3 separate regions of the Mus musculus genome follow, and regions 1 and 2 are each linked to region 3. A link is a loop called in an ENCODE intact Hi-C map of the cell type or tissue named here. Cell type or tissue: gastrocnemius. All regions are shown on one strand. Links, peaks and the distances in the headings refer to the core of each region. The heading gives the core; the rest is flanking DNA. Region 1 overlaps Ap3b1 (adaptor-related protein complex 3, beta 1 subunit). Region 2 overlaps Ap3b1 (adaptor-related protein complex 3, beta 1 subunit). Region 3 has its middle 34 kb from the start of Wdr41.

Region 1 (11,015 bases), core at 2,574-7,573, 380 kb after region 3:
ACATGAAACAAAGTCACATGACAGCCGAGCGCCACCCCGTAGCCTCATTTAATATTCAGGACATTAGATCCTTCTTTTTGCTTTAGGATATAATAGAGGCAACTTGAGGTCTAATGTGCTATTACTAAATTCCAAGACACGAAGAAGCTACCAATTACATGGAATTAAAAGCAAAACGAGCCTTGTAACACTGCAGTCGACTGGAAAGCTGCCGGAGGGAGGGAGGCACAGCGGACTTCTGTCAACCCCGCTACTTCACTCTGCATGCACAGGGGACTGCAAGCCTCAGAGGAGGGCTGGCACCCCCTCCTAGGCCTCCATTGCCCCCTGCACATTTTGAGGGGAGGGAGTCTGATTGCAGGGATGATTGGAGAAAGACAAAGTTGCTGTACATGAGCTTCTGAACACACTAACAAGTGTGGAGCAGGTCTGTGACCTGCTGTGACCCCACTTTGCAGGGCCAATCCCCTTTCCCCTCTCTGGGTGACACGTGTCTGAATCTGAGCCATCTGCCTCAATTTGCGCGACATCTTCAGCCACAATGGCACCCAGTTAGCCCTGACAACAGCTCACAATACATACAAATAAAACTGCCGAGCTGACAGCATGCTGCGGACTATTCAAGAGCAAACCAACTGGTCAGTGTCTCATGTCTGACAATTAGCATGGGCCTCGCACAGAGCCAGCGGGGTCCTCAGGGATCTGTTTAATTACCATCAACATAAAAGAGGGAGTTTATCAGGAGACACTCAGAAAAACTTCACTCCCGACTTAATTAAAATATTAGCCACTTAAGCAGGAAGCAGATTCTCTTTAAATCAAAAGTAATTTCTTTTTTGAGTCTTAAAAAATGACATCAAGAGCTTATCTAACACATTAGATTCTTTTTCTTTTTAAAAATCTAACAAGTCGTGTTTGGCCTAAAGAGAACGATGGAAATGAGATCTTCACCGACAACAAGACAACCATCCTCATCTCACTTGGCTGAAAATATTCTCGGCGCTCTGACAACACATAGTAAAACACCAGCTAATGGTGCGTTAGCAAGGCGCGTCAGCAACCTTTCTAACCATTTTCTGCATAGCCTCAAACATGCTGGAAACTTGTAAGAATTAGAGACAGTTTCAACAGAGAGGTGAACCAGTTTAGGAGTGTAAATCACAACCATGTTCCTAAGGAGTTTTGTTTCATTTTTAAAAATAAGCTCCATATATATGTATGTATACACACACACACACACACACACACACACACACACACACACACACACATATATTTATATATATGTATATATGTATGTATATATCTGATTTTTGTATGGGCACACAAGAGGTGAGGCACTGTGGGCACCTCCTCCTTCTTCCCTTTGTGAGAATACATACCACTCCCTCATCTCTTATCACCCCTACAGATGAATGCACTTATCTTGTCTAAATTAAAAGGAAATATGCCTATGTGTCTGTGTGGGTGTCTGCAGGCCCACACAGTCTAGAAGAGGGCTGGGGCCCCCTGAAGCTGAGGGCATAGCCAGTTGTGAGTCACCTTAGGTAGATGCTACAAACTGAACACAAGACCGCTGGAAAGTCAGTTAGCCCGCTTAACTACTGAGCCATTTCTCCAGCCTCCATGTCTAAACTTTAAAGGCGGTTTAGCTTCATAGGAGAATGATAATTCTATAGTTTGCTAAACTAGTCACAAGGATACAGTGGCTCTATATTCCATTCATTTACTCAACTCTCCCCATAGATCTGGTCACCATACTTGTAATTCATTCAACAAATATTTCAACAGAGGTCTCTATCTGACAGGGCTATAATTATGTCAACAGCAGTCTTCTTAGTCCCTTTATTTACTTAACACTTGTGCCTTGGGACCTCAGAGAAGATTATGCCTGAATGGGAACACAGAGCACCATCTGAATGTCAGGCCGGCAGAGCCCCAAGGCACACTTCATTTCTCTTCCATTAACAACGGAAAGAGTTAATGTACAATAACACTGGCTAGGCAAAGACAAATGTCAGTATGTTTATAGAGATTAAAATCAGTATCCTGGGCATGTTTTTCAAATCCTGTTTTAAAATTCTCTGCCTGAAAGATCAGGCACAGGAAAGCCGGGGCGTCTGCTTAGACTGCAGCGGCAGAATGAGCAGAGCACTAAGCAAGCACCCTAGCAACCATGCCACTGCCCCTTAGACACACAGGCGGCTGTGTCCGGCTGGCAGTATGCAGGCTGGAAGCTGTGCCTTAAAGCAGGGACCAGGAGATCAGATGTCCTGACACGCCCACTTCACAGTTCAAAAAGAACGTATTTAATTGGAACATAGCATGATGACAATTGGCTTCTTTGGGTCTGTGGAAGGCAGAAAAACTTCCCAAAGTTACTCATCATTTAAATTCTGAATAAGCTATATATATTAGCATATTTTAAAATTATAGTTATAAAAAAGAATACTGGTTAGTAAACAATCATTAGAGACCTTAATTGTGAATATATGCTAAATTTGATGGGTGTTATCAGGTCCTCAGTACTTGGTCTTAAACAAGGTCCTATAGTGGCATTTTTTTTTTTCAGGAGGCAGAAGTTCTGACTGCTATAAAGTAGCTGTTTATACCATGTGACCAGAGGTGAGTGCTAACCATTCCCACAATTCCATCTGACCCATGGAGGCAGGGGACTGACAGAGATGAGGAGGTTGAGGCCACAGAACTGGAGGCATTTGCCTGAGACACAGGGCGAGTGCATGGCAGAGCAGGCACTCAAACTAAGGCATTATGAATACAGGTCATATGCAGTCTTTCAATAGATGCAAAAACACACTCAATATTTGCTTTTATCAGTCAACAGACTAATTTTCCGATTCTGTTATTATGTCAGAATCCTGAAGGAAGATTTTCTCTTTGCACAATTATGTGCTTACTTTGAATGGTCTGTAAGTCAAGGTGTCCTGACTTAATTCCCCTTCCTATTTTTATCCCTGTTCTTAGAGACTGAAAACGTTAAGTATCATCTGCTTAGTCCTTTCAAGTCCCCAGTCATAAGGACTATAAATCCTTTTGGATGGAGCTGTATCAGGGAGGGAACTCGGGAGATAGATAACCTGGGCACCATAAGTGAGGACAAGGGAGACTCAGGCAGGGTAGAGCTACCTTGTGCACAACAGCCCCATGTGACGAAAGGACGGCATCTGATGATGCTCATTCCATTCTAACAGAAGCACCCACTGTTGACAAGCCGGCAAGTGAAACGCTAGGTCGCATCCGTATGCCATCTCACTGAATGTCTTGTCCATTATCTCTAGCAGTTGACATTTAATCTTTGTTGAATTCATAAGATTCAAGAAAAAGGCCAACTAAGCTCATGTTGTGACCCAAGTGAGAAAAAAGTGCTGCACTCTTGTAAAAAGTTATTTTGTAACTACTGTAGGAATGATGAAACCGGTCACATAATAATAAATTCGGAATAAATATATTGTCTACAACTCATTTAAATCTGTCAGAAGCTGGCTATAAACTATAATGTTCCCTTTCTCCCCCTAGACAGGATGTGTTGCAGTTCACCTGCTGTAAAGCGAATACGCCAGCACATGAATGTGAGTAGCTCTGAGAGGTTGCGCCTGCTGGCCTGGGGCACCCACAAACGCCAGCTCCTTATGCAGAGGCAGACTCCTTGCACCCAACAACAGCTTGGCGACAAGCTTTTGTCTTCTCTTGGATAGTCTCCTGCTCTCTGATTTTTCTATTCTGAGTTCAATTTCCTCCTGCTTTCTGTTCTACTGGTTATCAGAAACTGTGACAATGGCCCACTCAGGCTAAAACTTTTTTTTCCCCGACTCATACATGAAGCCTTCAATTACTGCCTGCTGAAGCAGACAGAATCCTATTAGTAAGAAAGACGATCACAGGATGCACTGCCCTGCCCTAGCTGTATAAAAATAATTAGTCCAAAGTTGACAAATGTGTAATGAAGCCGCACAGTCGTTATGTGTAAGAAAGCCTGGCTTGAGTAGGGCCCTACACATCAATCCGAAGCCGTCTGGTCCGGAACATTATCTTCCCAAGGACACAACACTGTAAATCTTTACTGGTTCGGCTTAACACACTAGGGCGCTGCAGACGGACAACGGACAGAGGCTCTGCATGGTGCAGAGTTCTATTTGGCTGGCTATTAAGTGGCATTTAAAGTTCAGTCCATTATACAACAACAGGAAGGGAGACATTAACAAGAGATTAAGACTTAGAGAATTTATCCAAGACAAGTTTTTTAAAAAATTGACCTGGAACACTGGGAAAGAATCTCTCTAGCAAATAGGTGAAGAAAAAAAAAAAGGTAAGAAAACCAAACTTCCATTAGGATGTAGATAAAAACCATCCCAACTGTCAGCCTAGTGATCTAGTCTTTGTATAAAAAAAAAGCTAAAATTGAAGTGTTTCCTAAGGGAAACACGATGCCACCCTCCTACAGCACGTCTGGTCTGCCTGCTTGGTGGGGTGTGGACGAGACAGAGTTAACAACAGAAGCCAAAAGGAAAGCCCCTTTCTTTGATCCCTGACAAAACTGTCATCCCAGAGGGATTCTTTTCTTCTCGTTTTTTAAAAATATGAAAACATCTATTTATTCTTAGTAAACTTGAGCATTATAGAGTATTACCTAACTAAAAGAGAAATTAAACAAAACTTAAATACAGAATGTTTTAGAGGGAAAAAAATCAGCTGTGCAGTCTGGTTATGCCTGGAATATTTAGCTTGTCATTATGTGTAAAATTAACTGAGGTCCAAGTTTGTTTTCAAATGAGATGCTGTTCCTAGAGCCAGTAGGGTTCCCAAGTAGATCCAAAAGCAGTGCTGCCCTCTAGTGGACAACCACTCGCCAGCAGAAGGAGCACCGGTCATTAGCCTGTTTCCCAACTCTCAGCTCTGTTGGACTCAAAAGGTATCTTATTGGAGAAGAGACCCAGTCAGATACCATTGCATCAAAAAATGTTTATATAAACCCTCGTTTCAGGACAGATTAAATTGGGATTGGAAGTAGTCTTGGAGCTTCTGAAATGTGTGCATGGAGACAGCCAATGTCACAGGCTAAGCAAAAATTGCTTGCATTACAATCCTCAAAAATCACATGGAATTTAAATCTCCTAGAGGTTCTATGAGAAAAGAAAACAATAAACAAAAACAGTACCCTGGAGCCAGATGTGGTGGCTCACACCTATAATCTCAGCATCTGGGAGGCTGGGGCAAGTTCCAGGCCAGGCTAGGCTATAGGCAAGCCTGTATTGCAAAACAAACAAAACACACCACAGCATACCACACTAAGCAAGGAAAAACCCAAACTGAAACCTGCAGAAAAAACCACCAAAAATGCAGCCCTGACAACACTCACTCTCCGGATGCTGAGATGCTGAGACCCACTTTTCCAGTCCCTGCCTTGATCCTACCTCAGTTACATTTAAACTGTTTCCTCTAAAGACTCACTTCTGGGACAACGTCACAACAGCTAGCTCACTTGGTCTAGCCTTCCAGACTGTTCTAACTGGGACTTTATTTACGCCTCCAATTTCTCAACATACAGAGACTAGACAACAAATACTATAGCTAGCTTTCTTAAAGACTAATGATTTTTTTTTCTAATTTTCCTTCCCCCCCCCCCACCCCAATTCAATAGGAAGCAATTACAAGAAGACTGTCATCCTAATCGCTTAAATTGGGGTGGATGGTTTTGGTCACTTTTGAGTAATAAATATATTGTTGTCTTAGGGGATGATTTACAAGTAATTATGGTCTTAGACAGGGAAGAAACAAAATAGAGAGCTTAGACTCAGGGATTTCTATCTTGTCTTTCCTCTTCTTTCTCTCCTTTTCTTTTTCCTTTCCCTTTTCTTTTCTTCTTTTCCTTCCTTCCTTCCTTTCTCTTTCTTTCTTTCTTTCTTTCTTTCTTTCTTTCTTTCTTTCTCTTAGAGAGCGGGGGTAAAAAAGGAAGATCATAGAAATATTATAAAATATTAGACAAATAGGGGAGGACTGTTAAATCTTCTAAATTTAAAATATTTTATAGTCATAATCTTACATTGGCAAAGATCTTTATATTTTAATGCAAAATTGAGGCTATTTTTGTTACATTGGTACAGAATTTTGTATATTGATATAGGTTTAAGGTTTGTATTGGTATAAATCTTTATATATTGATACAAAGCAAGATTAATTTTGTTACAACATTATATATATGTGTGTATGTATATATACATATATATGTTTCAACTCTTATATAGGTATTATACTTATGCAACTCATTTAATAATATAATGTTGAGTCCCAATCCTTTAAAAATTGTTTAGGATAATTAAATAACACAAAATAACATTAAGTTAATCAAACTCCTGGTCTTGTCAGATACTAGTCTGGATTATCACAGACATATGCATCCTGTGTTGTACAGATAATAGGTAGTTGGAGACAGGCAATATTTGCTTGTTCACATATGCTATGAATAGATGGTCTTCACAAATCTCAGAGACTCACAGAACATGGCATTGAAACATGCTTTTTAAAAAAATTTTTTATTAAATTAAGGCTTTTTGACATTGAGACAGGTCTGCTCCTAACAGTACCCCCACTCCACTCAAAAGACGATAATGACTATCAATAACCTCCATATCGAGTTGCTTTAATTGTGGCAAGCTAGGCATGTTTCAACTGCAGACATCGTGTCCAAAAAGAACAAATGAACACAGGGAAGTTGACTGCCAAGTTCTGCCAATACAGGGTAAGCGAGTCCTTCATAATTCCTGCTTCACACAAGGTCTGTCAGATGTTCTGGGCCAGAAGGCTGAAGATAGATGCTCCAACATTACAGAGAATATTGGGACTGTCCAGGCAATTGGCTGTCTCTGTCATTTCTATAATTTTTGGAAGCTGCGTCCCTGTGCTTCCTGCACACACAGGTAATATTTACTCCTTCTCAGGTCTCTGGTGGGGTTGAAGTCTAGATAGTCAAAAGAATCTTGCTATAAGCTTAAATTGTTTAGGTATAAGAAAATGTTTTTAGGATGGTGTAGTGGCTATTCCTGGTTGTCAACTTGACAATATTTGGAATGAACTACAATCCGGAATTGGAAGGCTCACCAGTGACCCTTATCTGGAGGCTTGGAGATCCTTATCTGGATCTTGGTTTGAAGATCTTGAGCCATAGTGGCTATGGATTCCAGAAGATTGAATCTCCGAGTTAAGGAACACACCTTTAATCTGGGCTCCACCTTCTGCTGGAGACAATATAAGGACATTGGAAGAAGGGAGTCTAGCTCTTGCTATTGCTCCTTCGCCTGCTTGCTGCGTGAGACTGAGTAACTGCTAGATCCTTGGACTTCCATTCACAGCTGCGACTGAACAATTGTTGGGAATTGGGCTGCCGACTGTAAGTCATCAATAAATTCCTTTACTATTTAGAGACTATCCATAAGTTCTGTGACTCTAGAGAACCCTGACTAATACAGAAGTTGGTACCAGGAGTGGTTCTAGAGTAACAGAAGTACAAGGATGAATCTTTTAAAATTCTGGAATTGGCTTGTTGATCCACCAGCACTTTCAACTATTGAAACCTCTCCAGATTCTCTCCCTCCTGGGAGCTCAGAGAATTTTGAAGACCCATGGTTGAAACTATATTCCGAACTTAAAGAAGCTAATGCCCTTGATTTTCTTAATGAATTAGGTGATTCAGTGCACAAAGCTTTCTACAAGATGGGGAAAAAATCGAAAAATGATTTTACTGGCTGGCTGCTCTTAGTATCTGTGGAAAAAATGATGAATGAAAGGAAGGAGTTGTGTGATAAAATCGAAAGGCTCCAGACACAAGTAAACGATCTAAAAGTTGCTAAGTGTGTCCTTGAGGAGAATCTTCTCTCTTGTAGCAATAGAGCTCAAGTTGCAGAAAATCAAACAGAAACTCTCATTGTAAGGTTGGCTGAACTACAGCGAAAATTCAAGTCTCAGCCTCAGAGTGTGTCGACAGTTAAAGTAAGGGCTCTAATTGGCAAAGAATGGGATCCTACAACATGGGATGGGGATGTGTGGGAAGACCATGTTGAAGCTGAGAATTTTGAATCCTCAGATTCTCAAGGGTTTGCCCCACCTGAGGAAGTAGTACCCTCAGCCCCACCTCTTGAAATAATGCCTTCCCCACATGAGGAAATTAATTTTGCAGAGTCTGCTCACGGCCCACCAATAGTTTCTTCTAGACCTGTAACCAGACTCAAAGCAAAACAGGCTCCTAGAGGGGAGGTAGAAAGTGTAGTCCATGAGGAAATTCGCTACACTACTAAGGAGCTTAATGAGTTTGCTAATTCATTCAAGCAGAAACCTGGTGAATATGTGTGGGAATGGATTTTAAGGGTGTGGGATAAGGGTGGAAGGAACATAAAACTAGAGCAGGCTGAGTTTATTGACATGGGTCCTCTGAGTAGAGATTCTAGGTTTAATACGGAAGCTCGCATAGTTAAAAAAGGTGTCAAAAGTTTGTTTGAATGGTTGGCTGAGGTGTTTATCAAAAGATGGCCTACTGGAAATGACTTGGAGATGCCTGATATTCCGTGGCTTAGTGTTGATGAAGGGATTTTAAGACTTAGGGAAATTGCAATGCTAGAGTGGATATATTGTGTAAAGCATAATTGTCCACAATGGGAAGGTCCAGAAGATATGCCTTTCACTAGCTCTATAAGACGCAAATTGGTGAGAGGGGCACCAGCACATTTGAAGGGTTTTGTTCTTTCCCTTTTCCTTGTGCCAGATCTTAGCATTGGAGATGCTTCTGCTCAATTAGATGAATTAAATTCACTGGGTTTAGTTGGATTCCGAGGTAACAAGGGCCAGGTGGCAGCATTGAATCGCCGGAGACAAGGTGATTCTAGTTATTATAATGGACAGCGTAGACAAAAGAATGTTTATAATAACATACCCAGTAATGGTCAGCACAGGAGAGGTGAAATTTATAATGGCATGACTCGGTTGGACCTTTGGTACTGGCTAACCAATCATGGTGTTTCCAGGAATGAAATACATAGGAAGCCTACTGCATATTTGTTTGATCTGTATAAGCAGAAAAATTCTCAAACAAATGAAAGAAAGGCTACATTAGATCGTGGTAAACAGCCAAATGAAAGAAAGGCTACATTAGATCGTGGTAAACAGCAATCTCGGCCAGTGAATCAATTTCCAGACTTGAGACAGTTTGCAGATCCAGAACCCCTTGAATGAAGGGGTGGCCAGGTTCCGCTGAGGAAGGATCTTGATAAGACACTCAAAGGTTTTGCTGTTACCCTTTCTCCAGTTCTTCCCCAGAGGGACCTACGGCCTTTTACAAGGGTAACTGTACACTGGGGAAAAGGAAATAATCAGACTTTTCGGGGTCTGCTGGATACTGGTTCTGAGTTGACACTGATCCCAGGGGATCCCAAGAAACATTGTGGCCCTCCAGTTAAAGTAGGGGCTTATGGAGGGCAGGTGATTAATGGAGTTTTGACTGATGTCCGACTCACAGTAGGTCCAGTAGGTCCCCGGACACATCCTGTGGTGATTTCCCCAGTTCCAGAATGTATAATTGGGATAGATATACTCAGAAATTGGCAGAATTCTCATATTGGTTCCCTGAACTGTAGAGTGAGGGCTATTATGGTTGGAAAGGCCAAATGGAAGCCTTTAGAGTTGCCTCTGCCAAAGAAAATAGTGAATCAAAAACAGTATCGTATTCCTGGAGGAATTGCAGAAATTACTGCCACTATCAAGGACTTGAAAGATGCAGGGGTGGTGGTTCCCACTACATCTCCGTTTAACTCTCCTATCTGGCCAGTGCAGAAAACAGATGGATCATGGAGAATGACAGTTGATTATCGAAAACTAAATCAAGTAGTAACTCCAATTGCAGCTGCTGTACCAGATGTAGTTTCGTTACTTGAGCAAATTAACACATCTCCTGGCACCTGGTATGCGGCTATTGATCTGGCAAATGCCTTCTTCTCAGTACCTGTCCATAAGGACCACCAGAAGCAATTTGCTTTCAGTTGGCAAGGCCAACAGTATACCTTCACAGTTCTGCCTCAAGGATATATTAACTCTCCTGCCCTGTGTCATAATTTAGTTAGAAGGGATCTTGATCGTTTGGATCTTCCACAAAATATCACATTGGTGCACTATATTGATGACATTATGCTGATTGGACCAAGTGAGCAGGAAGTAGCAACCACTTTGGACTCATTGGTAACACATATGCGTATCAGAGGATGGGAAATAAATCCAACCAAAATTCAAGGACCATCTACCTCAGTGAAATTCTTAGGAGTCCAGTGGTGTGGGGCATGCAGAGATATTCCTTCTAAGGTGAAAGATAAGTTATTGCACCTAGCCCCTCCTACAACCAAGAAAGAAGCACAACGTTTAGTGGGTCTATTTGGATTCTGGAGACAACACATCCCTCACTTGGGTGTGTTACTTAGGCCTATTTACCAAGTGACTCGGAAAGCTGCTAGCTTTGTGTGGGGCCTGGAACAGGAGAAGGCCCTTCAACAGGTCCAGGCTGCTGTGCAGGCTGCTCTACCACTTGGACCATATGACCCAGCAGACCCGATGGTACTTGAGGTGTCTGTGGCTGATAGAGATGCTGTTTGGAGCCTCTGGCAGGCCCCTGTAGGTGAATCACAGAAAAGACCTTTGGGATTTTGGAGCAAAGCTCTGCCATCATCTGCAGACAACTATTCTCCCTTTGAAAAACAGCTCTTGGCCTGCTATTGGGCCTTAGTGGAAACTGAACGTTTGACAATAGGACACCAAGTTACTATGCGACCTGAACTACCCATCATGAGCTGGGTACTATCAGACCCTGCAAGTCATAAAGTGGGACGCGCACAGCAGCAGTCTATTATCAAATGGAAGTGGTATATACGTGATCGGGCCAAAGCAGGTCCTGAAGGCACAAGCAAGTTACATGAAGAAGTTGCTCAAATGCCTATGGTTTCTACTCCTGTTACAATGCCATC
Region 2 (11,015 bases), core at 1,968-6,967, 560 kb after region 3:
TCATTATTCTGAGTCAAAGAAAGCAAACCCAAGAGGATAGGCGGGGCTTAGTGCTTGTAATCCAAAGACAGTTCTAAAGGCACCTGTATGTTGACTGGAGCACCATGTCAACTGGAGCACCATGTCAACTGGGACACCATGGCAACTGGACCACCATGTCAACTGGGACACTATGTAAGAGGGCACAGGGAGCATAGGAAAGGTCTGATGTCTAAGATGTAAAGGCTTGGCACCTGTGATGGCCATTTCACGGGCATGCACATACATCAAACATTTCTATTATAAGGCTTACGTGGACAGTTGGTTACATCAAATCCTAATTCTGTAGGATGGATAGTAGCGTTACAGCGCCTTATCCATTGGTTTAAACAAGACATTTAGTTCTAAAGACAATGGAAATCACACCCAAGAAGGACATATGAGATGAGACATTGATTTGCAGACTTTGAAATGAGGCTGTACATTCATGTTTATTCAAGAATTAAAGTCACTGAATCCCATTTTAATTCATCAGAAGAAAGCTCTCAAGTTTCCGAAAGAAGCTGTCGGGGCACAGAGCCTAGAGCAGCGGTTCTCAGCCTTCCTAACACTGTGAACCTTTAATGCAGCTCTTCATGCTGTGGTGGCTCAACCACAAATAATTTTACTACTGTTATGAATTGTAATGTAAATATCTGACATGCAGGACATCTGATATGCAGTCTTTGTGAAAGACCGGTCAAGCCACGAAGTGGTCGCAACTCGAAGCAAGCCACGAAGTGGTCGCAACTCGAAGGTTAAGAAGTACTGGCCAAGAGGGTGACAAGTGAAACTAGCCACCACTACTACTGTCACAGCTCATGAGCTACAGTCTGACAGTCTACAGCAAACTGTGAAATATAGCCAAAAGAAATATAGCCAAAAGAAATGCATGGCTCCTGAATGCAACACATTCACCCACCAAATGACAGCCCCAGAAAAGTGCCAGTGAGACAGACACTCAGGGGCCAGTGAGACACTCAACTGCTAAGGACACCCACACCAAATCTGGCAACCTACATTCATTCATTGGGAGCTACTTGGCAAAAGGAAAGAACCAACTCCCAAGACCTTCCCTTCTCAGCTAGCATTTAAACACAGATCAGGGGAAACTCAGCACTTCAGGCATCCGGCCTTCTTACCTCAGGCTTAAAACACTTTACAAGTCAAATAACACACTCAGAATGCATGCGTGGCTGGAGAGAAGGCAGAGTGGATTAGCAATTGGCTGCCAGCTCCTACCCAGAAGCTTAAACACATTCCTAACTCCAGTTCCAAGAGATCTGATGCCCAACTCTGGTCTCCAAGGGCACCAGACATGCACACAACGCACTTACATATCTGTGGGCAAAGCACTCTAGACATTGTGATGGTTAATCTTGGTTGTCAACCTGACTACCTATGGAATCTACTAAAACCCATGCAGTTGTTAGGGATTGTTTTCTTAATTAAATTATTTAAAATAGGAAGATATACTTTTAATCCAGACCTTTGGATGCAAGAAAACCTACCTTCTGGGCTGGTGAGATGGCTCAGCAGGCAAGAGCACTGACTGCTCTTCCAAAGGTACTGAGTTCAAATCCCACCAAACACATGGTGGCTTACAACCACCCGTAATGAGATCTGATGCCCTCTTCTGGGGTGTCTGAAGACAGCTACAGTGTACTTTATGTATAATAATAAATAAATCTTTAAAAAAATAAAAAATAAATAATAAAAAATAAAATAAAAAGAAACCCCACCTTCTGCTGGCAGCCTACATAGAGACCATGGAAGAGGGAAGTTTTCACTCTTTGCCTACTTGCTATCACATAGCTGGCAAATCCATTCCTGGCATTAGAGCCTACTTCTTCAGAATTCTGATGTATACTGAAGACCAACTGAGACATCCAGCCTTAAAGACTGAACAACTGCTGGATTATTGGATCTTCCCTTGATAGACAGCCACTGTTGGACTAGGTAGACCACAGCCTGTAAACTGTTCTAATACATGCCCTTTCTAAATATACATATAGACTCACTCTATAAGCTCTGTTCCTCTAAAGAGCCCCGACTAATATATAAAATATATCTTTTAAAAATAACCAAAAAGAAGAAGGAGAAGAAGAAGAAGAAGAAGAAGAAGAAGAAGAAGAAGAAGAAGAAGAAGAAGAAGAAGAAGAAGAAGAAATGAGCGTGAGGTTCACCCTGAAGTTAAGCCTTTGTTGAAGTGACAGAGTTAACGTGAGGACCTGTGGGTGGGCCGTATGCCAGTCATAACTATGTTTTAAGAAGGGATGAGAATAAGAACACACACAGCAAGAAATGATCAGGCAGGGACACAGCAAACCAGAAGAGAGGCCTTGATGACAAGGCTCCTGACAGCTTGATTTGCCACCTTCAAAAGTTTGTGTTGGTTAATTCACCCAGTGTCTGTAACCTAGGACAACTAATGCAGGGTTTAAATGTTAAAAAAAAAAAAAAAAACTATCCTCATACCAAAACAATTAAAAAAGAAACACTACACACTTTACTTTTCCCCAGAGAGAATACAGGCAAGGCGAATTATTATGAAAAAAGTTTACTTTTACTTTTCAAATGGTATATTAAATATAGTAGTGACCATTTGCAGGAGACAAAAAAAAAAAAACTACAGTAATTAAAACATCCAACTAAGGGCTGGTGAGATGGCTCAGTGGGTAAGAGTACCCGACTGCTCTTCCAAAGGTCCGGAGTTCAAATCCCAGCAACCACATGGTAGCTCACAACCATCTGTAACAAGATCTGACGCCCTCTTCTAGTGTGTCTGAAGACAGCTACAGTGTACTTACATATAATAATAAATAAATCTTTTTTAAAAATCCAACTAAAATATAACCAGTATTTTATGTTAACTAGATAGTAGAAATAACTATGTATAAAAACTGCGAGGCTGAGGAGATGGTTTGGGCATTCGATGAGGGTGAAGGCATGACACATGCAGCCCTGATAGCCAGGGTCAATCCCCAGAGCCCACATAAGAAGCTGGCAGGGATGGCGTGCATCTACAATCCTAGCACTCCATGGTGAGACAGAGGCAGAGAGGGGGATCTTGCAGAAGCTTGTGGTCAGGCACCCTGGAGCACACACTCAGCACAGCACTCACGAGAAGGTGAGAATTGACTCCAGAAGGCCGACTTCTGACCCCCATATGCACACTACAGATCACGCGTGCCCCACCCCAAACAAATAAGTAAACAAATGTTTGGGGCTGGCGAGATGCCTCTTTGGTTACGATCACTCACTGTTCTTCCAATGGGACAGGGATTCTATTCCCACCACCCACAGCCATCTGTAACTCCAGGTCCTAAGGATCTGACCTCTGAGGGCACCAGGCTCACGCATGGTACAAACACACACTCAGGAGAAACATTCATGCACACAAAATGAAATAGATATTTTAAAAGAAAAACTGTCTCTGAAGATTTACTATAAATCTCACTGTAGTAAACTTAGAATCCCCTTTTCTAACATCTCAGGCTCTTCAAAACTCAGAGACAAATAGAAGGCTGTGGTGATGTGGGTGGGGAACAGGGCATCTCAAGCCACTCCTCCTCCTACTTTGTCCTGTTCCTTCGTTTTACATAATGATACTAAGTGGAAATACTAAAACCTAAAAGAAACATTTTAAATTGTATTCCTGTTGAGGAAACACACACACAAAACAGAAATAGATAGGAACTAAGAAGAAATGATTAGACACCCAAATGCCAGAAAAGGGGAAGCCTTTCTCCTTGGTTTCACTTTCCTTTTCCCTAAGAATGTTCCAGAACTTTCCTCGCCAGTGTTACCTGGAGAGAGAAATGGACAATGAGGAAGAAGAAATATCAATTTTAGGACCTGTCTACCACTCACCCAGACATCACCTTGCTCGGTCCTAACGGAAGCCTGGCTAGTCCCTGCTACATTCGTGCAAACAAGGACCTCTTTTCAGCCACCCTATGTCCTGTCCTGTTCTCTAAAACTAAAACCGAGAAATCAGGATGCCTTTGGTGCTGCCCCAGGGAAGAGCTACTAACTCTCAGGTCCAAGGGAACAGAAATAAGCTCTACTTCAGCCAGAGGCAGTGCCCAACTTCCCCAAGCCCCAATCTGTCACTATGACTTCCCAGATAGTGCCTTCCCCAATGCCCCTTTGCTTGTCACCAAAACAGGAAGGATTAAAAGAGCTGACACCTTCTTGTCAGTCTCGGATGCACTGTCTCTTCCTGCTCCTAAGTCAATGCCTTCAGAGTGTGTACTCAAAACTGACCAGGACCATGTGTTACTACATGACACTTAGAAATTAAGAAATGTTTATAAATTCAAGGTACTTGTTTGAAATAACGTTGAATTAGCAGTATTTGAAACACCATGTGTTATCTGCTTCAAACGCAGGCTTCCTTTTCTTTCCCTGCTTCTTCACTTACCCTCAATCTGAGGGAACTGACTTTATTTTTACATAAGTGACATCTTGTGGTGTTAAATGGTATAACTGTTCTATCCCATTCAAAATAAGCCTAAAAGTTTCAAGGAACAAGAAATGCATTGCTGAAAAGCTAAAGCAAACCTCATTTGGACTGGGAAAGGCGCTTGTACTCTACCAGAATAAACCAGAATACTGCCCAAAGCAACATGGGACGAGTCACGCAGGACAACCTGGGAGGGAGGTAGAGTATCGGTGGACTTTCTTTTTCATAAATCTGAAACCCAGAACTTATTACAACACTACTCCTGACCCCTCCTTCTCTTCCTCCACTCATTGTAAAGCAGTATAAACAAAGAGGAAACTGAAATCCAGCAGGCACCATGCTCATCAGTGCCACTCAAAGTACTACCTAGACACATGGAGGCACTCAAAGTCACATACTTGGAAAGTTGGAAGAGTAATTTGACAGTATAATTTTATGTTTATTGAATCCAATAAAAATGGGGTGGTATTGTACATACTTTTTCCACTGTATTTTTCTAGTAATTTATTTTTATTGAATTTTATAGAAGTGTTCATCCATGACAGACTGGAATTTTTCAAAGAAAGAAAAGCTCTTTAGCAGTTTGAGAGCAGAGCTCACACAATTAACTTGTCAGCCTTACTGTGGTGTGACTTATTATAACATTCTCCAATTCTAAGAGTATACTTTGTTCAGTTTTCAAACATGGGTAAAATCCTGCAATCACTAGCTACATCAACCACAGGACACTCCCTCCAACCTTGCCCACAACCTTTACAGCCAGATTCTCACTCCCCAACATCGTGATGGGTTGCTACCACTCTGACCCTGTATTTTCTAAAACTTCATACAAGCAGAGGTCATTCTAGCAGCTATAAAGCAGCTATAAAGCAGCTATAGAGCAGCTGGCAATATGTGTGTGCCCTCTGCACACAGACTAAGTGGTCCTTCCATGGCAGATTCAGTATATCTACAACAACTTCGTAATACTCATCCGGGTCTTAGCTGTCATCAGTCTGTGAAACACTGTCACCACACAGGCCAGGGTGGCCTGGAACTGGAGATCTTCATGCCTCTGCCTCTCTAAAGCTGGGATTACAGGGTAAAGACATTGATGTAGCTACCTCTGTGAACACCTCCTTTACGGTGTGTGTCTGCGCATGCACGGGTGAGGTCAAAGGACACCTTTCAGAAGTTGCTTCTCCCCTTCAGATCCCTGGGCTTGTGCTATAAGGATTTTTACCAACTCGCTGGCCCCTCGAGCATCCACTTGCTCTGTGTTAAAAATATTCCAAGCCTTTTTCCCTACGTCTTTTGAAATATGTACCAGTAATCATCACCAAGTCGCTCTACACAATTACCTTCCCTCAAAACAGTTCAAGAGCTGTGCACCACTAAGAGCAACACCTGAGACTTAAATCTAAAAATGAGGACGTGGCACAAGTGCTGAGGGACTGTGACTTCCTTCAGAGTTGTACCACAATAGGAGATATTAAAATGGGGGCAGGGAGGACAGGACATTTCCCAAGATTGCCAGAAAACTCTCAAACCTGGGCTTTGAAAAACTCCTAAGAGGAATACACAACTCCCCATGGCAAATGGCAAATGTGACTGGATTTGCAGAGGGGCTGGGAACTAGAGCAGGGTGCAGTGCTACAGCCAAGGCTCCGGGCCTTCCTGACATGCTTGTGGAACAGCACAGGGCCTGGTGATGCTTGCAGTCTGCCTCCCCTTCCTAGGGTCAGAGCCTTGCACAGCTTCAGGCATGTGTCCTTCACTTACCACATACAAAAAGGTAAAAACGCAAAACTCCAGCTACAACTGATGGAATCTTAACCAGCCAGTCACCCACCATCGCCTCTCAAGCCACAATCAACCAGGCACAGACAGAATTTTCTCTACAATACTGTGTACAGGACTAAAGGAGAACACGTTACAGGCACTCCCTTATCCCTGCTTTTTATTAAAACTTCTCCCACACAGGACAACAATATCTTCATTTAAAAAGCCAGTGTACAATCTCATGAATCCTTCAGAGCACGCCTCTAGATTGAGACAAATGAACACTGGCTTCCATCTTGAAGGGCCTGCCTCCATTATGTCCCATTTGCACTGGTGACACACAAAAGAAAAACGAGGTTGGAGGGGGGGAATCCCTCCTGAAATTATATTCAAATAAATAAAAACAAAAATAAATGCACTTGAGGAGCAGATTATGTCAGAAGGCAGCACATGATGGAAGTGAAACAAAAGGACAGACTGCAGAAGAGAACAGGGACGCAGCCTGAGAGTGGTCGCACTCTACAGAGAAACAGGGCTGTGACCAGATAGGGCCTTTCAAGAGAGGGAGCAGGAGGGGCAGGAGAGAAACACACTGCTAAAACACGGACACTGATGTAGTATAAGGATCTCCAATTCCTGTCATGAAACCACCTTGTAAACTGCCACAGAAAACAGCCATTTTTAAAGCCATAGGGAAGCGCACACAGGACAGATACAGACAGGACTTAGAGGCCGCCATCCCTCCACATCAGTTGGTTCCCTCAGTGCATTGTCCCCTGGGAAGAACAGAACCAGAGAGGCAATTATTGTGACTGAAGTGACAAATACTGAAATCCAGCCACAAGAGTGACTGAAACTTGAGCAAAATCAAAGAGGAAGAAACCACCCATAGGTACACAAAGTTGTCAGCACACTCCCTTCAAGGAGCTGGCACATTTCCACAGGCCAAGAGTCTAAGAAAGCAAGAGGAATGTCACCTGGGAGGGAGAGGCTTCAGAGAGCACCCTGGAGAGAAGAGCAACTATCAACTCTCTTACCCAGGGCTGCCTGGGCTTACACCACAGAACGGCCATACAGACAGGACGATACACTGGAGAGCCAAGAGCGAAAACAGCACATGATGCACAGAGCCTGAGACTAGCATAGTTAGTTCAGTGATGGGCTGACGGACTCACCAAGCCTAAGAACCCAGAATCTGACTAAACTGCGAGGTGGAACAGGAGGGCAGTGACAGAAACTAAATGGTGAAGGGATCTGAGAGGAAGAGAAGTGCAGAGACCATCTATAGCTGAGCCCAATTCCAGAGTCACCGAGTAGACACTTTAAATAATATGGTCACAAATCACAAGAAAAGATGGACAAGACAGATAATACACACAAGTACTGTAAGACGAAGTTTTTGCTTTAATCCCCACATGTGGGGAGACGGGGCCACTTCTACTTTGCAGCAGCTATGGTTCTGTGCTCTGGCTGAGGCGTGGGTTTGCCAGCTGCAGACAGTTTCTGCGACTGTGTGATGTCTGAAATCCTGGGAACCTTTCAGAGGGTGCAGTAATGCTAGGGCCCCAACAGCCGGGGTGCTGATTGCTGGCTGATGGAGGTAGGGGGTGACTGCAGTTTGCTGCTCCAAGAACAAGAAGAAAGAAATTAGATTCAGAGGTTTCCAGCTCTCCCTCCTCCCTACCCTTCTCTCTCTCTCCTATCGGTGCTAAGGGCTGAAAGCTGGGGGAGGGGAGATAAAGGGTGGGAGAAAGAAGAATCCACCAAAGTGGCTAAGACTGGCTATAATATTCAGAACTGAAAATACAGAATTCGGATTGGAAGCACTCTGGTCAGGCTTAACACCAGACGGAACTGAAGGCCAGTCCAGAGGAAACATGCAAATTAGAGCTCAGACAGAGACAAGGATGGGAAACAGCATGGATGTATTCTATGCTATCCAAACATCTAATGCAGCTCTAATTAGAACCAAAAGCAAGGTTAGAAGTCAAAGTACAAAAATAACTGAAGAAGTTCTCCCAAACTCAGAAAGACCTAAAGTCACATACTTTAAAAATCTTAGGAAATAGGAAAGACAAAGTTATGCTAAGTGCATCAGTCAAATGATAGAACAAGCCAGGCAGTGGTGGCGCACGCCTTTAATCCCAGCACTCAGGAGGCAGAGGCAGATGGATTTCTGAGTTCAAGGCCAGTCTAGTCTACAAAGTGAGCTCTAGGACAACCAGGGCTATACAGAGAAACCCTGTCTCGAAAAACCAAAAAAAAAGATAGAACAATGAGAAACCATCCTTAAAGACACCACAATGAAACACACTGCCTTAAGACACATCTGCAAACCTCCCTATACAGGGGCAAGTAATAAAGTCTAGGCTTTAATAGCCACACCATCCCTGGTCTAACTATTCATCTCTACTGCAGCATGAAACAGACAGAGAATGCATGATGGGGCACAGCTATGTCCCAATAATACTTATATAGATGGGCAGGCAGGTCTTCCATGACGCTGATGCTGACTTCAGAAGGCAGAAGACAATGGAATGAGTTTTTAAAAGAGCTAGATTAGAAAAAAATGGGAACATAAATTCTAGAACTACTAAAATACTATATATTTAGTTCAAGGATGGCCAGCGTTTGACACTGATGTGAAAGCAAGCAGGCTTTACTGCTAGTCATCGGGACTTGGTGCCATCATCTACAAGGTACCTCAGCAAAACCCACCACGAGTTGATGTTCAATGCACTTTGACTTTACAAGAGTACCTCGAAAAACGTTTCCTTTTTTAAAATATTTATTTATTTATTTATTTATTTATTTATTTATTTATTTATTTAATGTACGTACACTGTAGCTGTCCTCAGACACTCCGGAAGAGGGCATCAGATTTCGTTACACATGGTTGTGAGCCATCATGTGGTTGCTGGGATTTGAACTCGGGACCTTCAGAAGAGCAGTCGGCACTCAACCACTGAGCCATCTCTCCAGCCCTAAAAACGTTTCCTTTAAGAAGATAAACTCACACCCGGTGTGTGCAAAAATATATACTGCAGAACTGCTTATAGGTGACAAAAGTGAAACCGATCAGATCCTTCCAGAGCAGAGTGACTAGCCAACCTCAAGGCACACAGTATTGTGGCTAGAGACTGGACTTGTTTCATATACTAATGTGGACAGATCTCCAAAATATATTAAGTAAAAAGGAAGACGCAGAAAGAATGGTGTGTCTGTCTGTATAAGATCCTTTGATGGTTTATGAAAAGATACTTAAGAACTTGTTCATTCTGGTTGACTGTGACAGTATACAAATGGAGGTCTACATCATGTGTTTATAACATGTAACTAAGTCCCAGCGTTTTCCATAACTTAACGCCTTATTCTGCTGTCACATTCGGAGAGACAAAGTCTGGATGAAGTGCAGGTAGCTGCTATTGTTCCCGAGTAACCAATAAGGAAGCCAGCACAGAAAACAAACTGTGGACATGTCTGACCTTGCTCAGCTTTCATTAGCACGCCATCACAGGGCTGGGATTGGTAAAGCACAGAATTAAACAAAATTTATTTTCAAATCCAATACTGTAAAGAACCACACAAGTCGTATAAACTCTGTAATTAACAATGTTACATGACTTCCTTGCTAATCACATTCTACCACGATAAAAAAACATTGCTTTTTTTTTTTCTTTTAAGCTCTAAAATTTATACAAAGAAAGCTGATTGCTGGAACCATAGTAAACACTGATGGTGATTATTCTCAGTGGCAGTCTGCAATGTGTGTGATGTACCCCTTTGTAAGTCAAAGTGCATTTTATTTTCACTGATTGTACTTGGGCTGTATTTGGTTAGCATTAGCTCATGCAGCTTCATCAGCTCAAAATTAATTAGTATTACAGAATGGTGTATCCCATCCAAACAATTCATCTTTGTTGGCTCCTGCGCCTCGCTGCTACTGGCATGCCACCATGATAGCGGGCATGATGCCACAGTAACAGATGGGCATCAACACACACATGCCAAGCAGTCAGTTGGTGCATCAAGGCTGGGTATTAGTATTCACTCTTCCTCCAAGAAATTCATAAACTACATGAGGGCAAATCTAAGTTTCTACAACTGTGTTAGTGAGATATGCCAACTCAAAGCTAGATTAATTTTAAAACTCTTTTTTTAAAAGCAAACATGTTTCCAGGGCCACAGAAGGTAAGTTTCCCATCTGATGAGTTGGATCAGCCTTCTGTGGAGGGAGCTGGGGAGACCAATATGCAATCTCTACTTGCAATAAGCTCGTCTCTGAAGCACTTGGGAAGGTCTGCTTCTAAAACGAAGCTTTTAAAAGGTCACTGGTGGTGCCGTCAAGCTGGACAAGTTCTATGGCACTGCACCACTACTGAACTCTACCCTTAGGAGGGGTTGGCTCCAAGATCTGGGGCAGGAACAGACAACACAAAGCTGGGAGTGGTGTGGTCCGTGCCTGCAGTTCCAGCAGTCCTCCTGGAGGTAGAAGCATCAGACTCAGGCACCCAGGGCAGCCTGAGCCTGTCTCAAAGGAAAGGAGGGTAGGAGTACAAAATGACAAAACCAGTGGTTTTGGTTTTCTTTTTGTTACAGGTTTTTTAAGTCATGTGGTCCCTCCAAGTTCCTGATGAAGGTTTCAAATAGAGATCTTAATAAAAGACCCCAGCCCTACTTGACAGGAACATATTTTGCTTGTTTGTTTGTTTATTTATTTATTTAGGGTTTTGTTGTTGTTGGGGTTTTTTTTTATTTTGTTTTGTAT
Region 3 (11,015 bases), core at 3,614-8,613:
CTTGAGGCAGGGTCTCACTAAGTTGTGGAGGCTGGCCTTGATCTCACACTCTAGCCCATATAAGATGCCATCTTGTAGTTCTTCTACCTCAGGCCTCTATGTAGCTGAGATTACAGGCCTGTTCCACCAGGCCAGCCCATGTGCATTATGTTACAAAGCATCCCTCATGGGGGCTGGAGAGATGGCTCAGGGGTTAAGAGCATTGGCCACCCTTGCAGAAGACAGAGTTCCATTCCCAGCACCCTCTCAGCGGCTCACAGCTGCCTCTGTTCCAGGGGATCTGAGGCTCTCTTCTGAACACCACAGGGACCAAGCACACACAGTGAAAAACACAAGGCAGAACATTCACACAATAAAAATAAAATAAAGAATTTTTTAAAAACATACTCATAGTTATTGTATGAATATTAACCTACAGAATCCAAAATGAGATTTTTGGTGAAATTTAAATAATTCTAGTTGAGTCTAAAAGTTCTATATTAAGAACACAAGCTTAAGTAGGGTCTTTTAAAACTCAATATTTGCTTTAAAGGTTAAATACAGTATCTTTTTTTTTTTTTTGCTTGTTTAAGAAGCCATCATATAAACTAATATAATATCATCAGTGCATAGAATCTTTAAATTTACACAGGTCTTATGTAAAAAATATAATCAAAATATAGAACTTTAGATAAAATTCTAGAACACATTTGCATTTACTCAATTATACATGTGGAGGAAATGGTATATGGAAAAAATAAATAAAAGGAAAGGCAACCAAGCTAAAACTACAAATACTAGGTTTGGATAAAACACCAATACAACTACAATTTAACTGTTTATGGAAATCTAACATGGGGAAGGCATAGTCAAAGAGATGACCAATACAAGACACAGATCTGTCGTTAGGGACCAGAGCCCAAAAGCAACAATGGCTATGGTACTGTTTTATCATCTTTGTTCCTCACATGAAAGAGTGCTTTCTATTTATAAAGTGTGTGCTGTTTTAGGCTCAAAATAAATCTGCAGACTGGGTAAATTATAAAGAAAAGAGATTTATTTTGATTCTGAGTTCTGGTTGAAGAGACAGAAGTCATTGTCTGGTGATAGCCTTCTTGGCTGCTGTTGGCAGAGCCCAGAGAGGCACAAATATTCATAAGAACTTCCAACTCCCTTGTTAAAATGTGGACTTGCATTAATCCAGTCTAGGGTTCATGTTGGACAAGAAGATGAAACTTGGCAATTTATCCAAAATGAAGCAGACAAAGGGACAAAGAAGAAATGTAAAAGAAATGTTAAGAGACATGGAGCAGTCTGGGAAACCAGGTAAAATCAGATGACAGACTGGGAGACAATGTGACAAAGAACAGTTGGTAGAAATGGTGGCTATGGACTTTTCAGAATTGCTGATAGCTATCCATGGACTTATGGAGTCCAGCACGTTTCCATGTGGCACATGTAGTCCTGTATGTACCACGGTAATGATGCTCAACATTGCTGGCCAGTAAGAAACCTGAAATTAAAACCAGAATGAGATATCACTGTATATTTATCAAAATGACTAAATAATAATGTACAAGGGTTGGAGAGATGGAGGAGAGAATCAACTCCAGCAAGATGTCCCGACCTCTATAGGTGTCTGCGCCCCCTGCCCCATGTGTGAATGGGTGTGTGTACATGACATGTGTGCACACCCACAAACATATACATGGAAGGGGGGTAAAATAAATAAGTGTAAAAATAATAATAGCACACTAATACTGGCAAAAGATCAGAGAAGCTAACTTATTCATATTTTACTAGTGACAGGAATTTAAAATGGCAGGCAGTCACAAAATAGTTTTGACAGTTATGAAACTCTGTATAGGCTAACCAAAATTTAAAAAAAAAAAGGAAATTACTTTTACACAAAAACTTAAACATAACTGTGTAAGTAACTTTATTTGTAATTGAGAAAAAGCTGGCACCAACAGGCAATTAAGGAAATTATGATTTGTACATTATGGGATACTGCTAAGCAATTAAAATGAGCAGACTATTGACAGCTACACAATTTGAATTAGTCTCAGAAGTACACTGACTAGGTGTTTGAGGTGGTGGACAACCTCAAAGGTAGCAGACGGTCAGGCACCATTTGTACAAAGTGTTTGGAATGGCAGTCTCTGTGAATGGAGGAAGGATTAGTGGCCGATGGCAGAGAACACTACCCAGATGGCAGAGAACCCTGCACAGGGTGGTTGCTCTGACCCAGATGTGCGTGTCTGCCCCAGATTCTTCAGCGGAAGCCCAATCACAATCCCTGTGGTACTAGGACGTGGGTGATGCAGTAAGGAACTCTTACTGGTAGGAAGTCTGCACCAGGCACGAAGTCGGCAATGCCCTGACACTGGACTTGCTAGCTCAAGAATTGTCAGAAATACATCCCTGGAGTCTGTTCGTATTCAGTGTTTTAAATAGACAGTTTATCTTTTAGTGGTCAGGTATGCAGCAGAAAGAAAGATTTGTTGTTTTATCTTTGGTGTCTTTTCATTGAGGAGTTTAGCCCGTGAATATTCAGTTATTGTTGAGAGATGTGTATTAATTCCTGAATTTGTGTGGTGTTCTGGGGTTTCTTAGTCTTCGCTTGCCTAACAAATGTCTTACAATAATTTTTTAAATCAATTTTGGATATGTTTACCATTGTCTTTTATTCACATGTCCCCAGCATTCTCGGTAGAACCAGCTCACTGGACATGTGCTGCCTTTGTCACAGCTAGTTCTGTCCCCTCCATTCTGACAGTTTTGTTGGGTAAGGTAGTCTGGGTTAGTAACTGTGATCCTTTAGAATTTGAAAAACATCCTTCCATGTCCTTTTGACCTTTATCAAGTTCTTTGAAAACTCAGCTGTGGCTTGGCAACGCCTGCCTTTATATGACTTGTTCCTTTTCCTCCTTGGTATGTTCTTTTCTTTGTTTTTGTTGTTTGGTTGGTTGGTTGGTTTTTGTTTTGTTTTGTTTTGTTTTGTTTTGTTTTGTGAGATGAGGTCTCTCTGTATGGCCATGACTGTCCTGGAACTCACTATGCAGACAGACCAGGCTGGCCTCAAACTCACAGAGATCTGCCCATGTCTGCCTCCTGAGGGCTGGCACTAAAGGTTCTTGCTATGCCTGGAGCCCAGTCACTGTTACTGCACTCTCTCTTTCTGCCTTGACCTATAACGAGACACGGAGAGTCAGTCTCTTTTGTGTTCCTTTCCAGTTGGTCTTCAGTATGACTCGTGAATAGGTCTTCTTAGATTTGGGGGATTTTCTTCTATGATTTGATTTAAAATATTTTCTGTTCCTTGGCCTGAAAGTTATACTCCTTCTATGACCATAATTTATAAATTTGGTATTTTTACAGTGTCCCACAGACCTAATATATTCCATTCATACATTGTTCTTTTTAATTTGCCATTGACTTTAACTGAATGACCCAAATCCTCTGCCTTAGGCTCACGCCCTTCCTTCTGCCATTCTATGGGGAGGCTGTGTACTGATGCTCTTCCTAAACTGTTGTTCCCAGGTCATTTCAGCTGTGTTCTCGTCAGTGTTCCCCACTCTATGCTTGGCTCTATTTTCATATCACGAATGGACTTGTCTCCTTCCCCTGTTTGCTGTTTTCTTTGGGGGGGGGGCGGAATTTATTCAGAGTATGACCTGTGTCCTCTCTGAATTCACTGGTACATTTAAGTCTCCCTTGAGATCCGTTAACATATTTATACCATTCTTTTGCATCCCTTAGAATTTCATCCAAGTCACTGTCATTGGCGGCCTTTGCTATGGAACTAGTAATTTTTGAAAGACGTTTTTCTCAGCTTTTCATGTTACTAGAGTTTGTCCCTGGAGTTAGTTTGCTGGATGAGACGTTCTGGTACATATGAGTTAAGTGGTCATTTGTTTTTAGCTTGTGATACACCTTCTGCTTCTCAGATCTTGGCTCAATTTAGTGTGGCTCAAACTTCAGTACCAGAAGCACTGAGTGTCAGTCCATGGATGGGATACCTGAAGACCTCGGCTCAGTTGTGGGGCATGGGTTTAGCCTCATAAACCACTGTGCACTGTGATGGGCGTCGTTCCAAGAGCAGTGCTTTTATGTGTCTTTAGTTTGTAAGGTACTGTGCGAGTCAGGACGCACGAGGAGCATTGCGCATGCGCCGCAGGTGCATGTTGGTTATGTGTCCTCTTGCTTCTCCAGTAAGAGCACATGCATGGTAATAGCCGTGTGTTCTACAAGTAGGAGAAAGGGTTCATCTGGATTCACCAGCAGGGCTACACACAAGCTTGGAGGAAGTCCAAGGTCTCAAGACCTCTAACATGCCTGGCCCAGTGATCCAGTCTAGCGTCTGAAGTGTGCTCCCAGGAGGTTGGAGAGTCAGGGAGTTCTGGTCTCTCTGGTCTCAGGTGGGCATGGGAAAGCAGAAGTGTACTGTGGGAGCCAGGGAGCCTGGGGCTTGTAACCAGCCTGTGTGTGAGGTGTGGTCTTCGAAGAGCAGTAGCTGTGTGGAAGAAGATCACAAGCAGAGCTTAAAATTTTTCCATTATTAAGCATTCTGAGGTGTAATTAATAAATCTGCTCCACAGAGAAATAAGTTTATTTTTTAATAAGGATGACCTATGGAATGACTCTACTACTTATATTCTTGAAATAATTTATTTCACCAATTTTCTAGCACATTCCAAGCTTAGATTGCTTGGTAGCCCCAAGGCAATAAGTAACTAAGCCAATATGGAAGACAGAGACTACTTAGTACCATATGGCTATTCGATGTTCTCCTTCATCTATGATAGTAAAATCATTGGGAAAAAAAAAAACTTCTGTATTTTTCAAATTGTCTGATGGTAGGGATCACACTTAGTTTTTGAAATTTATCAAAATGGTTTTAATTCTTCTTTGGAGCTATGTATATATAGTCAGCTGTTGTTACTCTCTCAGCTTAGTCCCCAAGGATAAATAACAGGAGAGCATGGATGGGGTGGCCCTGCAGTATTACGAATAAAGGCAGCAGTGGGATTTGAAGAGCCAACTCTACATAAGGCAGGACTAGTGAGCTTGTAGCATTTGCTAGCTTCGGTGGTGTAAATGCTTCCCCACGGCCAATATGATGGTCCTAGATGTAGAACAGGTAGGAAATGCACAGCAGCACACCAGTGTAGTGTATCTGTGCTCTACGGCTGCAAAAGACAGATGCAAAGAGCCGCAAGAACATCAAGCCCACTAAATGGGATACAGTAACTAGACAGTGATACTTTTATTTGCTTATTACTTTTGTTTCATTGTAATTTATTTAAGTGTGAGTTCATAGGTTTTTGTTGTTAGTAACTACTGTGCTAACAATAAGCTAGCAAGACTCCTGCTATTTCACTCAAGGGTACCACTTGGCGTTTTTAGGAAACGTACAGAAGCCAGGACCACGATATGTAGGCAACAGATCCCGTATTTCACTATGAGTATATATGTATTCCTACATACTCATGCACTGGATATGGGGAAGAACTCCAAAAGCTTTCCTTGTGGCTATTGCTTAATAAACGATATGCTACACAATTCAATGACATACTAAATTAATTGTTTTGCAGATAACAAACTTAATTTAAATTAATCCAGGCAGATCAGAGGGGATAATGCACCACATTATTCTGGGTTCCTAAAATGTCATCTAGCAGACCTGAAAGAACTCCATCACTCCCGGGCTGTGTAGCCCATGGATGAGACACAAGGTTAGACAGAGAAGAGGGGGAGAAGGGAGACTCCCAAAGGATTCCTTCCACAATTAATTATGTAAATCACAAGTAAATTAGACACTAAAAATTTAAGATTGATTGAAAGCCTTGCTCAAATTGGTTTAACTGTGATTCATAAACCAATCACGCAAATTCATATGTTAGGTTGTGTAAAAAAATTAGAAAGATGTAGAATGGAATAAGATTACCTTAATTTAAATGTGAAAGACATGGTTGCTGAAGTATGAGTCTCTTAGACTGTTAGCAGTAGTCCATCAGATGTTAACAAAATCTGATATGCAACAGTTTTACATATCCCCTTGTGGGAGAAAGATCAACTTGTGATCTGCTTTATAAATCAGCCACAGTGTTAGAGTTAGGCTACTGTAGCTAAATGGCTTTTAGATATGCTTCCTGTTTTAAGCTACCATATTTACAAATGAAAGCTTTTTCAAACCACGGCTTTTAATATAATTTGCATATTTAGTAATACATTGATTAAAATTAAACACGGATTCTTGCAATTTATTTCAGAAACAGATGGGCTGCATTAAGCGAAAAGCCAGAGCCTTTAAATAGAACAGACCCACTAGCTGACTGCTGGTAATGATGAACACAAAAACTTTGTAAATTGGGAAGGGGGAAAATGCCCACTGAGCTTATTCCAAAGCTTTTCTAACTAGTGATTCCATAAAATTAGTAATCAAGTTAATTTAAAATGAATAATGTATATTAAAGGTGTGCATTGCCTTAATGAAAGTGAATTTCTTAGGAAAAAACCGGAATGCTCCCAAGGAACTTTGTGTTCTCCTAGTGTGCAGGCTGAGTCCCCCAGTTTTCCTAATTGAGAGCTTGACAGAGGTTGCCAGCAGGTGGCGTTCTTCTATTGCATACATCTCTGCTGAACTATGGCTTTACACTGTCAGGAAATACGCCACAAATTTACTCAATGGTGGAAATATCCAGTCTCAAGATCTACTTCTCAAATGACCTGTTTTTAAAGTAGCCTTCACTTCTCTGAACAGATCAGACTGCAAAGAGGGTTTCAAGTGTAGTCGTCTGCCTCTGCTGTTTTGCTGAGCAGCATTTACAAAAGGGTTATTTTAGTATAAAAATACATAAATCCCTTATCTTAGACCTTTCAGCAAAGTTAGAAAGACTAAGCTTTTGCCTCATTCCCTCTAACAGTGTGCTATAATTCAGTCAGATCATATTACTGTGCTAGTTCAGTTATGAAAACGCAACTTTGTAGGTTTCATTCTCTGAAGCATTTTCCGAGTTACAGTAGAAAAGTCTGGCACGGTGCTTTGAGTTATCCAACACTTCCCACTTATAGGCAATCAATTCTCAGAGTGAGATCAAGGAAAATCTATGAAGTCGAGGATGTATTACTTAAATCTGAGAGCTACTCCTCCTTGATTATTTCCTGAGTTGAAAGTGAAAGAGAATTAAAGCTATAACATTTTTTTAATAAAAAGGTTCATGTTCCTCAAAAAACCTTTCACTGTACAGTAACAAAATCTTACTAAAGGGTAGACTCAGATGACCAAAGATGAGAATGCATCTCCTACTTAATACGAAGGTAAGCAGAAACTATGAGAGTAAGCAGAAAGAGTTTAAGAACGAAGTGTTTATTTCATGAAAAATCAACGACACAGTTTTGAAGACAGGACACCAAATAAAACTACTTTTATGGAGAGCCAATGATTTCTAAAACCACACGTGAAGAAAAGAACAACAGAAACCTGTTTTACCACAGCCATCACTACCGCAGCACCACACTGTGGAGGTTTTTATTTTGTTGCATTTTTTGGTTTTTAAATATGAAAAATCACCTCCAGCTTTTCCAAAGTTTGATTAAAAAGTCAAAAGTGCTTAAAAGGCCATCCCCCTGGTGTCACTCGCTCTAACAGGAGGTGTTTGTCACCTATTGTGAGTTGTGAAAATCCCCCTGTATCCAATGTGTTTTGTCTGGATTGAGATGGCACGCAGTTGATGGCTGTGACCTTCATGGTGGCTTAGATCCCTGGCTGGCACTGATTTTTGATTTAGTGCCGATCTGCTGCGCTTGTCACAGGCTGCAAGGTGCTTTCCATGCACTAATGGAACAGCTCAAGGGCAGAGGGCCCTGTAAATGTCTATCTCTCGCCAGCCACAGGCTAAATAGAGAGGTGAGTTTTCTACATGTGAATGACAGACTCTGAGATTACACACAGACGGTAATGCCGAGTTTTCAAACCCGTGCAGACTTGGCAAAAATAACAAGTATCCCAAAGTGCATGCTCTAGGGCTATCTGTCTTCTAATGAATATGTATCTACACTGTTAAAATGGAATATTTAACACAAATACTGATAATATATCTTCATTTGGTGGCAGGGAACTAACCATCAGTTGATGTGTCCTTTGGTTCAATTGCAGTTGTTAATAAATTCTGTTACTTAATGGTGTCTTCAACAGAAAATTGCCTATGTCCAAACTTTTTCCTTCTAAGGAAATGCAAAATGATATGATAATTGGTATAGAAAAATAAATTTTAAGACAAAATATTACCAGATGGCTGGTGGTTCGTCTTTGCCAGGAATCTTGGCCACTGAAGGATATTCTGCATACACAGTAAAGAAAACAACACAGGTGAGCTCTGCCTTCTACATTCAGCTGAGCTTAGTCAGAAGCAAGCCACACCAACAGGGTAGCCAACCTAGAATGAGAACATTGATGTAAGCAAATCGTATGCATCCCATAAGGCTCCGCCAAATGCCAGCTCCTCCAAAAGCAATCCCTATCTTCTGAGAACTACTTTTTCTCTGAACCTCTAAGCGTTAGGCTAACACACCACTTAGCACTATTGCTACAGCCTTCTCATGTTAATGACAGAATCACCGGAAATGCCGATAGTTTTAAATTTTCCTCAATCTGCAGATTGCTACCAAGTTGTGGTCATTCATTCATTCATTCAACACGTTCTGAGAATACAAAGTGTGTCAGGCACAGGCGATGGTGCTAAAGATGAAATGGATGTATTTGCTCTCGAGGAGCTTACAGCCCATTGTGGAAAATAAGATAAAGCATGTCCATGAGATACGTTATGCATTTCATACAAGTGTTTGAAATGACTCCACAGGAAACTGCTTCTAAGTGCATTCCAGCCATCTTTTATTAATATAATTTTGTCATTTGCATACCGCTCGGGACACGAACTGTACTTTCAAGATGGACCAGCAGTCTGCCAGAGAATATCCCAAGCCCTTGCAGAAACATGGAATGCTCTCTTGGATGGGGAAATAAAGTCATTTAAAATGCTATTTTTACATGAATTGAATCACCATATAGTATGACACAAACATATAGAATTTATATGTACATATAAATTTTTAAACTGTTTACAAATAAGGAAAACCACTATTTGTACATTAAAATGGAATAAGGAATGGAATGCAAAATTTAAATGAAATTTTTAATATAAAAAAATCTCAACAAATATTACTTTCAGCCAACCACCTTTTGTCTATCTGAGTGAGAAATCCTTATTTCCTGCCAGCCTTGATTGTACACTTGAAACTTTTAACAGGCTTCAGAAAGTGTACATGCATTTGGAATAAAGAAGTCCCACTGGCCCTCTTCCTAATTATGCACCTCTGTGTGAGTTATTTAACCAAGGAAGACCTGAGTCTTCTCATCTACACAATATGCATGATAATACCTCTCTTCAGGGCAGCTCTAAAGGCGAAGAGGGCGGCTCTGTGTAAAGGGTAAAGACTGCCTACTTATCTAGCAACTTCCCTCATCCCGGTGGAAAGGGACCTGTCAGTTGCTTATGTCACCAATGTGCACGTTGTCACTGAGACTGCTTGCATGTAAACCACCGACTGAAATAATTCAATCATCCCCCTGCCCCACAGTGATTTCACTTTCTGTGTGTGGAAGAGACTGGTTAAACCCTCATGGACTCCACTGAGATGTGCGCATGACTTGTCACTGCCTCTACTCAAGCATCCCGCATCCCAAGCGGCCTACCTTCCTTGTGCCTCAAATCTCCTAGCAGCTCATTAGATAAGTATCATATGAGATCCCACGCTATTTTGTGCGGGTGACAGGGTCACGGTAGCCCAAGCTAGTTGTAACTCATGGCAGACCTTCTGTCTCCACCTCTCATGTACTGGGATTCCAGGTGTGAGCCTCCACACCAGGCTGCAGGTTCCTCTTCTTCCAGCTTTCCCTTTAGCAAACCTAGACATTGGAATAACCTCAGCCACCGCTCCTATGCTGGAGGCACTCGCAGTGCCTGAGGGAGCCTTGCAGGCTGCACCACCCTGGTCACCCTGGCTAACTGAATCAGAGACTTGATGCTCAAGCTCTCTGTGATGTTCTCTTGAACAAACACACTCAGAATCCATTTGCACTGACCCCAGGTCTCTAGGTACCCATCAGGATGGGTTTAGATGTTCTCAGAATAGCAGCCCTGCCTTGGTGTGTCAACACTACTGTCCTCTAATGACGGGCTCAAGCTGACAGTCTGGCAGCTGCCTCAGGTCCTCCTTTCCTGCTTCCCTTCTTTCTCTCCTGTCAGAATTTAAGCTAACACCATAATTGTCTACTACGATTTAAGCTTTTCTGTTTTGATTTAAACTAGTACTGTGCTTTTTTAAAAAATTATCCTTCCATAAACTTTTCCCTAGATTGTAAATGCCATGAAGGAAAGAACTACAAATTTTACAAAATATTTACCTCAGAATATGTCAAAACACTCTATATGTCAACAGACTATCATGATACCACTGAATTCTTACTGCATCCTAGGCATTGTATTAGGTCATTTAGTTCTCTTAATAACCCTGTAGCAATTTTTAATAAATTCCCCACCCCCCTCTCCCTCTCTCTCCCTCATCCCAACCACAAATTCTCTCCCTTTTCCTCACTTCCCCTTCTGCCCTCCAATCGACTCTTCTTCTGTTTCTCTTCAGAAATGGATATCAACCAACCGTGGCGTATCAAGTTGCAGTAAGACTAGGTACCGTCCCTTGCATTGAGACCCAGATAGAATTTTTAATTTTTTTTTAATCTTGAGACTGTAATTGCTTCATTTCCTCTTCACTTCCCTCCCTCCAAATCCTCTCCTAGACTCTTCCTTGATCTCTTTCAAATTTGTGGCCTCATTTTTATTAATTACTGCTACATACATCTATGCATGCTTACATATTCCTAAATATGTAAACATAATCTTCTCAGAATTCTCAACAGAGAAATCTTTAATGGCCAAGAAACACTTAAAGAAATGTTCCACATCATTAATCAT

The links. Peaks named below come from ENCODE experiments on the same cell type or tissue, not always from the same donor. Only the 100,000 strongest peaks of a DNase experiment are listed, where the experiment ranks them.
Region 1: a loop joins it to region 3, with 9 times the contacts of the local background. A loop is called at or near these places in 23 of 42 quality-filtered maps.
Region 2: a loop joins it to region 3, with 6 times the contacts of the local background. A loop is called at or near these places in 10 of 42 quality-filtered maps.

What each region holds. Positions count from the first base shown.
Region 1 is chr13:94,554,042-94,565,056 of GRCm38, reverse strand. The region is part of intron 26 of Ap3b1 (adaptor-related protein complex 3, beta 1 subunit); the gene reads right to left. Among named protein-coding and RNA genes, the nearest start is that of Gm32305, 140 kb to the left of the region's middle. In gastrocnemius, for the core only: no CTCF peak of the experiment used is centred there; a DNase peak (open chromatin) is centred at 4,850.
Region 2 is chr13:94,375,364-94,386,378 of GRCm38, reverse strand. All of the region lies in intron 1 of Ap3b1 (adaptor-related protein complex 3, beta 1 subunit), which reads right to left. Among named protein-coding and RNA genes, the nearest start is that of Ap3b1, 22 kb to the right of the region's middle. In gastrocnemius, for the core only: a CTCF peak has its summit at 4,496 (motif pointing left); no DNase peak of the experiment used is centred there; H3K4me3 peaks cover 974 bases; H3K27ac peaks cover 1,376 bases.
Region 3 is chr13:94,937,017-94,948,031 of GRCm38, reverse strand. No RefSeq gene overlaps it. Among named protein-coding and RNA genes, the nearest start is that of Wdr41, 34 kb to the left of the region's middle. In gastrocnemius, for the core only: a CTCF peak has its summit at 6,584 (motif pointing right); DNase peaks (open chromatin) are centred at 4,100, 6,588 and 7,765; H3K4me3 peaks cover 881 bases.